3 separate regions of the Mus musculus genome follow, and all the other regions are linked to region 1. A link is a contact called in ENCODE Hi-C or POLR2A ChIA-PET data. All regions are on one chromosome and are shown on one strand. Each heading gives the region's core, a stretch centred on a gene start or an enhancer-like site at or near the end of the contact. The rest is flanking DNA. Distances are from core to core; before and after follow the strand shown.

Evidence for each region. A loop is a pair of places that touch in the nucleus more often than their neighbours do. ChIA-PET counts read pairs that join two places held with the same protein, here RNA polymerase II (POLR2A).
Region 2: POLR2A ChIA-PET joins it to region 1 with 13 read pairs in embryonic stem cell. The contact joins the promoter of Slc16a10 here to the promoter of Gtf3c6 in region 1. POLR2A ChIA-PET finds 5 or more read pairs at or near these places in 3 of 5 experiments (Patski and embryonic stem cell).
Region 3: a map of v-Abl transformed pro-B cells shows a loop between it and region 1 (3-fold over the local background). The contact joins the enhancer-like site here to the promoter of Gtf3c6 in region 1. A Hi-C loop is called at or near these places in 1 of 37 maps with a recorded cell type or tissue (v-Abl transformed pro-B cells). POLR2A ChIA-PET finds 5 or more read pairs at or near these places in 4 of 5 experiments (Patski and embryonic stem cell).

The regions. Positions count from the first base shown.
Region 1 is chr10:40,256,129-40,259,650 of GRCm38, reverse strand. It overlaps Gtf3c6 (general transcription factor IIIC, polypeptide 6, alpha), which reads left to right and starts at 1,939. Exons shown (of 6, transcript NM_026113.5): 1 at 1,939-2,072; 2 at 2,358-2,438. The coding sequence starts at 1,992. It overlaps Rnu3a (U3A small nuclear RNA), which reads right to left and starts at 1,183; the gene lies at 972-1,183.
Region 2 is chr10:40,140,455-40,143,976 of GRCm38, reverse strand. It overlaps Slc16a10 (solute carrier family 16 (monocarboxylic acid transporters), member 10), which reads left to right and starts at 1,723. Exons shown (of 6, transcript NM_001114332.1): 1 at 1,723-2,274. The coding sequence starts at 1,941.
Region 3 is chr10:40,370,707-40,374,228 of GRCm38, reverse strand. All of the region lies in intron 1 of Cdk19 (cyclin-dependent kinase 19), which reads right to left. Among named protein-coding and RNA genes, the nearest start is that of Cdk19, 23 kb to the right of the region's middle. Within about 2 kb of position 1,957, at least 2 of the 3 ENCODE cell types and tissues checked have a DNase peak (open chromatin) inside an H3K27ac peak, as active enhancers do.

The sequences.
Region 1 (3,522 bases), core at 690-3,189:
TCCTGAGTGCGTGGGCCATCACCACCAGGAAAGGATCAAGGGTTTTGAAGGTTCCAGGCCCTACAATTGAGCTACATTCCGAGTCTTGCACTTCATTTTCTCATACAAGTAAAGTACAAGTTTAAAACAGAAAAAACAAAAACTTACTGTATCTTACTCTTATGTAAGTGCAAAATGTTCATTTCTGAGACAAGATGTTACCTCTAAAGGCTCTTTTACAAGAACTCTGCTATAAAACATATTTTTAAGCCTGGTATGGTGGTGTATACCTTTAATTCCAGCAGAGGCAGGAAGCTCTCTGTAAGCTCGAGGAAAGCTTGGTCTACAAAACGAGTTTCAAGACAGCCAGGACTGTTACATAGAGAAACCCTCTCGAAAAACTAAAACAACAACAACAACAACAACAAAAAGGAGAAAATAAAAATTCTCATATAAGTTTTCCAAGTAAAAGAGCAAGAAGGAGCAGATTGTTAAATCACTTGTCGCCTCCTAGTGGCAGTGTCTTAATATTGCGACCACTATCACATTTAATATTCTTTATTTACTAGTTCAGGTTAATAGCCTTCCTCATAGATTTTTTTTTCCTCTGCAAGGAGCTTCAGTCATGCTTGCAGAAGACCTAAGTTTACTTCACACACAACTACTAATAGGACAAAATTCTTTCCTGTTTTGTTGTTCATAAGCACTTAAAATTTTTCTTGCAGTTAATGGTCTCGTGAACATTATAACTACATTCATACTAAGAACAAGAAAGGCAGGTCAGCCAGGCTGTAGTGAACACCCTAAACCCCAGCACTTAGGAGGCTGAGGCAGGCAGAAAGCAGAACTTGAGTTGGAGGTCGTCTGGGACCATACAGAGAGGAATGACCGGGCTACACAGTATAAGCCATGTAAAATACAAGAGGAAAGATATCCATTTAGTAGCTCAGGACCAAAGCATCTACTCTAACTTTCAACTAAATATAAAAGAAACCACTCAGACTGTGTCCTCTCCCTCTCAACCCTCAAGAGAGTTGAGAACGATCATCAATGGCAGATAGCAGTTGCAAAATGCAGCACTAAAAGCCGGCTTCACGCTCAGGAAAGGACACTCTGTCTCCTCCTCGTGGTTTCGGGTGCTCTACACAGTCAGAGAAACTTCTCTAGTAACAAACTATAGAAATGATCCCTGAAAGTATAGTCTTAGTTTAGCGTTGCCAGCCGCCGCGAGGCCACCTCTGACAGCACATTTTTAACTAATGGTGACATTCCCCACCCGCCCCCCCCCCCCCGCGAAAACCCCGTAATATTCTCCTAAGGAATACCATACACATGCACTTTCGAAGCTGTGTTCGTATATTATTTTGCAAAAAAAAAAAACAAAAACAAAAACTCATTCTGAATACTTATGACTTGTAAACTAACTCAGAATCAAGTTCATAATTAACATATTGAGGATAATAGCCAATCACACGCCAGTGTCTTCAGTCATCCTAAGAAAATCACTTCCGGACCAGTTTTAAAGGGTGGGTGCGGCTCCTCAGGCTGCGTTTTACTTAAGATGGGTGTTGATTTGTGTCCTCTGCGGTCTGAATTCCACCCTGTCCCAGTAGCGTCACTGCTGGGTTTGTGTTAACTAAGTAGCCACTCTGGCCTAGAATTTGCATTAATCCTCTCCCTCCCGCGTCCTTAGATGTTGGGATGAAAAGTGGAGGCCACCATTGATCCTCTAGTCTCCTTCGGCAGACAATAAACGTGAGGTTTTGTTTTATAGTGGAGGCAGTTGATTACGCTCATCCTCAGCTACTTACTGAGTTCAGTGTAGCCTGAGCTCTATGAGCCACGTTCTTCAAAGTGGGGCTAAATACCCTAAATTCCCGAAGCTCGGAGCGTGTCGAGTCTCCACGTGGGACCCACTTACGGAAGCCTGGCGTCGCCATCTTGCTTTCTGGCCGGAAGCCGGACGCCGCTGCCCGTATCCAAAATGGCATCCACAGGGGGCGTGGCCAGTGATGGCGTCTCCGAACGCTATGGCGGCGGCAGTGGATCCCATTTGGGAGGACTTGGAGGAGGAGGAAGAGGAGCTAGAGGAGGTTGTAAGCGAGGGTCAGAGGCCTGCGGCGCGGGCGGTCTTGGTTGAGCCACCCCTGGGTGGGGAAGGGAGTCTGGGATGCGGACGGAGGGAGGGAGGCCGGTAGACAGCTCGCTGGCTTTCCGAAGCCCGAGAAGCCGTGGAGGGCTAGCTTCAGTTCTGGTTTACCCATTCTAGAAAGAATCGGTTTCCACCAGAAACTGGATCGAGTTTTCACAGAGAAATTTGGGGCATTTCTTATTTACTGCCCCTTGTCTACCTTATTAACTTTGCTTTCTTCCACCAGGAGCAGTTTGTTCTGGTAGAATTGTCAGGAATCATTGATTCAGACTTTCTCTCCAAATGTGAAAATAAATGCAAGATTTTGGTGAGTCTTAGAATTCGGGGAATGTTGTAGATTTTCTTAAAGTTAAAACAAGACTAAAAGGTGATATGCTTGTCCACAAAGAGAGAGACGTTCATCCCACCTTACAAAGCAGTGATCAAACGCTCCAGGCTCATACCAGAAGAGTAGGTTACAAGGGAGGGATTCTATGGGAGCAGAGAAAATGCCTGACTGCTTCTTCTTCACTGTCTGAATGTGTGGCTGGAGAGAAAGAGCAAAACACCTTGTATGAAACTTCTGGGGGACTTTCAGGACAAAGCCTAATCCATGCTGTTAAGCAGTGCCTGCCTTCCTTGTAGTGGGCGTGGCCTCAGTTCTATCCTCCAATAGTACCACAGTTGAGTGTACTAGTCTGGACGCAGACTCTGGTCTAAGTGTGGATATGTATGCAGTGTTGCCCGGCCGGTCACCAAGTACCCATGTCACCTGCTTCACCATGCCTTTGGTGTGTCTTTGGCTCACTCCTCACAAGCCAATTAGGAAAAAATAGCATGAGAGCAGGCTGTCCTGGTGCACACCTGTAATGCCGGCACTGGAGAGCCCAAGGCAGGCGGATCCGAAGTTCATTGTCATCCTACCCCCCAACTCCCCGGAATGCCCTGGAACTCACTTTGTAGACCAGGCTGGCCTCGAACTCAGAAATCTGCCTACCTCTGCCTCCCAAGTGCTGGGATTAAAGGCGTGCGCCACCACCGCCTGGCTCATTGTCATCCTTAATGATATAGTAAGTTCTAGGCCACCTTGATCTACAGAAAGCCCTGTCTTCAAAATGCCTGGAGAAGACACAGTTTAAAATATTACGTTATTGCCTGATGATGATACATACCTTTAATCCCAGCACTCATGAGGCAGAGGCAAACGGATCTCTTAAGTTTGAGGCCTGCTTGGTCTGCAGAGTGAGTCCCAGGACAGTCAGGGCTGTTACACAGAGAAACCCTGTCTTTGGGGGATGGGGGTAGGGATGGGGGATAAAGCTGTTATCAAAATTTTTGGGCAAAATCCTTGGCTTCAAATATTTAAACAGGTTAATTTCTGCCACTTACCCCAACATGCCAATCAGAGATGA
Region 2 (3,522 bases), core at 474-2,973, 120 kb after region 1:
GATACCATCTTAGTTAGGGTTTTACTGCTGTGAGCAGACACCATAACCAAGGCAACTCTTATAAGGATGACATTTAGGGGCTGGCTTAGAGGTTCAGAGGTTCAGTCCTTTATCACCAAGGTGGGAACATGGCAGCATCCAGGTAGGCATGGCACAGGAGGAGCTGAGAGTTCTACATCTTCATCTGAAGGCTGCCAGTAGAATACTGACTTCTAGGCAGCTAGGATGAGGGGTTTTAATGCCCATACTCACAGTGGCACACTTACTCCAACAGGGCCACATCTTCTAATAGTGCCATTCCCTAGGTTGAGCATATACAAACCATTACAGCTCCCTACCTTGATGATAATGGACTAAATCTCTGAAACTGTAAGAAAGCCCCCAATTAAATGCTTTTTGTAAAAAAAGAGTTACCTTGGTCACAGTGTCTCTTCACAGCAATAGACAGTGACTAAGACACCAAAAGAATTTGAGGGGTAATATATATCCAAGCTATTGTGCTATTTTAACTTAATCTCTAAAGCACCCACATTGCCCTGTATTCCCAGAACACTCCTCTGGACCCTCCCCTGTCTTTGGTTTCTTCTCTGTTTCTTTGGCTGGAAGGCTCTTTGCTTGTCCTTGTCCACAGAACCATGTGGCTAATCATAGCTCAGCTCAAACTTACTTTCTTACATACTATCCTTTTTTGGGGGGTGGGGTGGGGGTATGGGGGTAGTTGGTTTCAAGACAGGGTTTCTCTGTGTAGCTTTGACTGTCCAGGAACTCACTCTGTAGACCAGACTGGCCCAGAACTCAGAGATCTGCCTGCCTCTGCTTCCGGAGTACTGGGATACAAGGCTTGTGCTCCTACCTCCTAGCTGATGTCCCAGTGTTTAACCCTATTGCACCCCACTTTCTATTTCTGGACTGTTTTTACTTACTAGTTTAGGACAGAGAGAAGCAAGAATGTGATAATCACAGTTATTGTATAACCCACCACACTGGTGCTTAAGTAACTAGCATATTTTGATTTTGTTTGGAGTGAGTAATCTAAATATCTGAGAAATTAAGAAGATACATCAGAATAAGATGCTTCAGGGGGCAGAGGAATTGAATATAAGTGTTGGTTCTTTATTTAGTGTGAGGACAACTTGTGAAGTTTAAAAGTATTGCTTTCTAGCTGCCCGTCAAAAATGTTTGTTAGTTGAAAAATTTAGAATCACAGTCTGTCTTCCAAAATGAGCATCTTCATTGTGCCAAGTATTCAAAACAAACTGTATGTTCGCGGAATTGGAGTAATTAAACAAGGTCTCTGATTCCTGAATTGCCTTTTAAGTAGGTACGTGGCATAAGGAATCTTTTATATTATAACTAGCACAAAAGGGACAACAAATATGAAATTTAAACTGTCATTTGTGACTCTCTATTCCAGTGAGGGTAAGCATTACCTGATCGATTGATCACCTTCGCAGGCCACACGTAGGAGACGCTCCCCAAGAACTTCTAAGGTTAATGCTGAGAGGAGGTGACATTACTCCTGGAGGTAGCTAATTTGGCGGCACGCCTTCAAGCGCGCGCGCGCGGGCGGTCATTGGACACCCCTCACGGGGCGGAGCCTCCGCTTGCGGATGCCCAATCACCTGTGGGCTCAGGGTGTAAGGCCCTCTGGTGGCCACGCCCCTAGGCGGTGCGGGAGGGCGGAGGGGCGCTTTTAAGAGGCGGCTGGAGGCCGGCGTAATCAGGCGCGAGGGGCAGCCGGTGTGTCAAGTCCTCTGGCCGCCTTAGGCGGTGTCTGCGGTGTGCGCCTCTCGCCCGCCCGCCCGCCCGCCTGCCCGCGGCTCCAGTGTCCTCGCCTCGGCCTCCCTCCTCCGTCCGCGCGGCTGTCCCAGGCTCCGCGAGCCACCCCGGGACCTTGCGCCCGCAAGCTTTCTCGGTGCCCGACGGGGCCGCCTCGGGACATGGTGCCGTCCCAGGAGGAGCCCGCCGCCGAGCGGGAGACGAACGAGGCGCAGCCGCCCGGGCCCGCGCCCTCGGATGACGCTCCGCTGCCCGGCCCGGGACCCTCGGATGTCTCCGACGTGGCCGCAGAGAAAGTGGAGGTGGAGCTGACGAGGTCAGCGGGCAGTGAGCCCCCCGTTCCCCCCGAGGGCGGCTGGGGCTGGTTGGTGATGCTGGCGGCCATGTGGTGCAACGGGTCGGTGTTTGGCATCCAGAACGCCTACGGGGTGCTCTTCGTGTCCATGCTGGACACCTTCAAGGCCAAGGACGATGACAACATGGCCTTCAAGACAGGTGGGACGTTGCTGCGGGCCGAGGGGAGGAGGGCATGCGGGGTGGGAAATGGGAGCTTTTGGTGCGTCCTCTTGTGTTGGGAGGGTGTGAGCTTTGAGCCTGACCCGTCTCACTTGCAACCTGCAGCTTGGGGCTTCCCTCTGCCAGTTTTGTATGGAACCCAAAGGCAAGCAAGTTGCAGAGTTGTACCTGCCTGAGGCTTTGGACTCCTCCTTTCTGCACAGTGGGCGCCAAGAATCCACAGTACTTTCCTCTTAGTGGTGGGAAATAAACTGAACGTTCCAGCACCAACAACACTGCATTATCACTTTTACAGTCTGCTTTGTGACCGCCACGGTGGTGTGGTTATCTGCCTGCCATGCTGCAGAAGGAAAGGTGTGTTTGGGTAGATGCAGCGCAGGCCAGGACGGGAGATTGGCAAAATGGAAAAGTGGATCCCAAGGTCACAGGGAGTCCCAAAGGCAGCCCATTAAAAGTGGTAGTCGGTTGTCTCTCTGCACGCTCTACTATATTTAGACAGCATAGGAGGCAGCCACGTGGGATGGTAAGAGGAAGATAAGGGGTTGGACCTTCTGTTATGTTGACGTTTTTTTTGCCTTGTGGAAATAAAATGCAAAAGGTGCAGACTCCGCATTTTTGTCAAATGCTTTCTGACTGATTATGCAAAAGTCAAGTCTAGGACCGTCTGCATAACATTTCCCCCATTATTTCATCTCATGCTGCCGGGCAGGTGTTGTCAGCTCTGCTTGGGTGAGAAAATGGAAAGTCAGGGAAATGAAGTGTTTTAGTGAGGACCAGAATAAAGATAGACCTCATCGCCTGACTTGGAGACTGAGAGTCTCTTTGCTAAATCGGGCCACTGCTGCCTTTTGGGAAACTTAATAAGATCAATAATTTCTGTGTTTCACTCTGCTCAGCCTGGCCTTGAACTCAAGATCCTCTTGGCTCAGTTGGGATTATAAGAACATTCTGCACCATACTGGGCAATAATAGTCTTTTAAAAACTACAGCAGGGTCTCACTATTTAATTCTGGCTGGCCTAGAACTCACTATGTAGGACAGGCTGTCCTCAGATTCACAGAGACTTGCTTCTGCTTCTCAAGTGATGGGATTACAGTCATGTAAAAACCCCTTTAGTTTCTGTTTTTACAGTGTGTATTGCTTAGATTTTTGGTGTACACATAAAATAAACAGGATTGTAATTATAAATTGGAAGGTTAAGATGGGGTGGAGGAGAAAAATCCCTTT
Region 3 (3,522 bases), core at 708-3,207, 110 kb before region 1:
CTCTTAATTATACCTATATATACCATATCACAGTTAAATATGCATAATTTAAAATGATAAAAAATAACCAATTAACTTAGAAATGAAGTACAAAAAATTCTTAGGAAAATTATTTTCAATTACTACTGGTAAATTAAAAGTAGCCATTAAAGAACGTAAAAGGCCACAGGGTTTCAATATAAAGGTATAGCTTACTCCACTAAATAATCTGAAAGTCCTACCTACTGCTGCTAAGAGATAGGAGCAAGTGAAACAAACGGTGAACTCAGCTGACTGGCTGTGTCTTGAGCAAATGAACGTTACTCAACCTCGCATGAACCGCACATCCTCCATGTCAGGCACAATGCACAGACACTTACTTGATACCTAGTAGAACACAATTTCCAAAGGACAGAAAACAATTACTCTAAAAATTTAATAAAATTAAACAAGAAAACAGATACCCCAATTCTCATTCAGAATCTACCTACAAACTGACATTGTTATTAACTTTATGCTTTGCAGTATAACCTATATTGCTAAATATGTCAGCTGGGGCTAGGGAGATGGCTCAGTGGTTAAGAGCACTGACTGTTCTTCCAGAGGTCCTGAGTTCAATTCCCACATGGTGGCTCACAACCATCTGTAATGGGATCCGATGCCCTCTTCTGGTTGTCTGAAGACAGCTACAGTGTATACTCATAGACATTAAATAAAAATCTTTTTAAAAAAATTGTTAGCTGCTACAGATCTTTTTTTAATTAAAGAAAAAACTGTAAACCAAATGTGCTGACGCACAACTTTAATCTCAGCACTGAAGGGACCGAGGTACAAGCATCTGTGAGAATTCGAGTTCAACACAGTCCACAACAGAAAGTTCTGGACCAGCCAGGTTTACACAGTGAGACCTTGGTACCCTGCCTCCAAACAAAAATACAAAGTTACTAGAGCTGAGAAAGTTGTCTCACTAGGTAAAAGTGCTGTCACACAAATATGCAAAAATGAAGACCTGAGTTCAAATGCCCGTAAGTCTCATAAAAGCCTGACGTATTATGTGATTGTCTGTAATCCCTGTTCACCCACAGCCAGCTAGGAGACAAAGGCAGAGGATCTGCAGAAGCTCACAGGCCACTACACTGCTGATGCACTGGAAAAGAGACTCTCAAACGGGGTGCAAGGTGAGGACCAACACTCAAGGTACATGCTGACCCACATTCACACATAGGGATGTGCTACATGCATGTGCCTATGCACAATTGTTAAAAGAATTGTTCCAGTAATATGAAGAAAATTCATAAAAACTTGCATAAACTCATAAAAGTAATATTTATAAGATCTGGCACATAAATGGCAAAATGATCCCCTTTTTTTGGTCAAAGAAACATTGCCCAAGAAAGGTATATCAGATTTTCTGATCCTAATCTCATTATTTTCTTTAAAAGCAACTCATTAAAAAAACCTCTATAAAAATGTATTTTACAAGTATGTGGGATGTGTTTGTTTCTCTACTAAAACAAGCACAAACTTGAGAAGAGCATATTAACAAGTTGGGAAGAGCGGTAATTAGCATATTGGAGACTAACGTTTCTGGCACACGGAACCTAACACAAGAATGTCTATCCTCCAGTCATGAGTCATGGATTAGGCTGCCTCTCTATTTATTGTGAAGCAATCTTTCAGTAAAAGGAGCAGTAGGGAAGAATACAACATGAATAATGACTTGGACAAGTTCCCAGAAGAAACCACAGTGCAGCTAAGTCTGAGAAATGGCACAGTCATACTATACAATATACCAGTGTTCTCTTTTATGAGTTACTCCCAATCTTAATGTCAGAGCAAGTGAAAGTCACTCTCTAGCTCTCTATGGCTTTCTGATTTCTGTTACACTGGTCTGTGGGTGTGCACACAAGCAAGCACACAAAGGCCCACTGCAGAAGCCGTTTCTCTCCTGCCACTGCACGGGTCCCAGGGATTAGAACGCAACAGGCTTACTGGCACCAAATGTCGCATCCACTGAGCAGCTAGCTCAGCAGCTCCAACGTCTTTCTTTCTTTTTTTTTTCTTTTACAGGTTTTAGTAATAACGAATAAAAATGCATCATAAATGTGATCAAAGTGATGCATCTGTGATATCGTTTTAACTGCTGCGTGGTAACACAGAAAGCTGTCTCTTGATACATCCCACCCCAGCACACACAATGACACCAGAAGGCAACACCCTCTTCACTCTCAGCTGAGAAGTCTGCAACCTCCATCACGTGAGGACCACACACAAAGCCATCCTGGGACCTCCAAACACAACAGAGGCAAACAGCAGAGTTTATGTATATTTAAAGTTCCACTGCCCAAAACATAAAATGTCAAATGCCGATGTAAGTCTACATATCTGCCAAAGAAATCAGACTTTAGATCAGACAACAAGAAAATCAATAAAGTATCACAGGTCATCATATATTTTGCAACCAATTATGAAAAACAAAATTAAAACTCAAATGCTAACTGAGCTTGAGTGCTTGACTTTTACTACATACACTTCAAAAACAGGAAAACACGTATGCTCCTCGACTACTGGGAAACAGACCACAGAAGTGTGCACTCATATGAACTGAAACTAACAACTGTTTTCCAAGTCTGTAAGAGAACCAATACATGTATGTGGAAAATGGAAGATAGTAAACAGAAAAATAAACCTCACAAAATATGAAGCGTGAGTCCTATAGTTCAGGGCCCACTCTCTTAAGAACCAGAAATTATTGAACATAGATGGGGGAAACTATTTAAAATGCACCTGGAAGGGAACAGATGCAGAGAAAAAAGGGCGTGGGGCTAGACTGTAAAGCTAAAGCTATTCCAACAGCAAGATTGAATTCTGAGGTAATGCTGAAATGAGTAACGCACACTAGGCAGGCTGGTGGAAATGAATCTGTTCCAATACTGTAAAATGAAAATAACCATGAAACACACCTTTCAGAAACCATTCCTATGAAATAGTAAACGTTTAATCAGGTAAAAGAATTAGATCTGTAACCTTATGCCTCGCTCTTCTCTAATAACAGGCATTTTTTAAAACCCTTCGAGATAAACTGGGTAGTAATCTGAGAATTGAGGTGAAGGCAGGAAGCTAGCTTTACATTCAAGACCAGTCTAGCTACACAGTGAGAAAGTGTCTCCAAAAACCAAGAGGAAAAAACCTTCAAGATCTACTTGCTAGCTATTAGAAGAATACGATCCTTTATGTAATAATGTTTCCAAGTCTCACCATGTAACAGGGAAAAAAGGAACAACGCACTGTCTTAAAACAACTCCCTCTAAGTACGGTGCTGCACACCCTTAGTCCTAGTGCTCCAGAGAAGGAGACAAGCAATGCTGTAAGCTGGAAACCAGTCTGGTCTAAAAGGTGAGTTCCAGACCACAGAGAGATATAGTGAAACCTTATTTAAAAAAAAAAAAAAAAAAAATTAGTGACGTGTACAACACAATATTATAAAATCCCTAAAGTTTTATGATTTTGACTCTTAAACCTACTGACATTTAATTATACTAC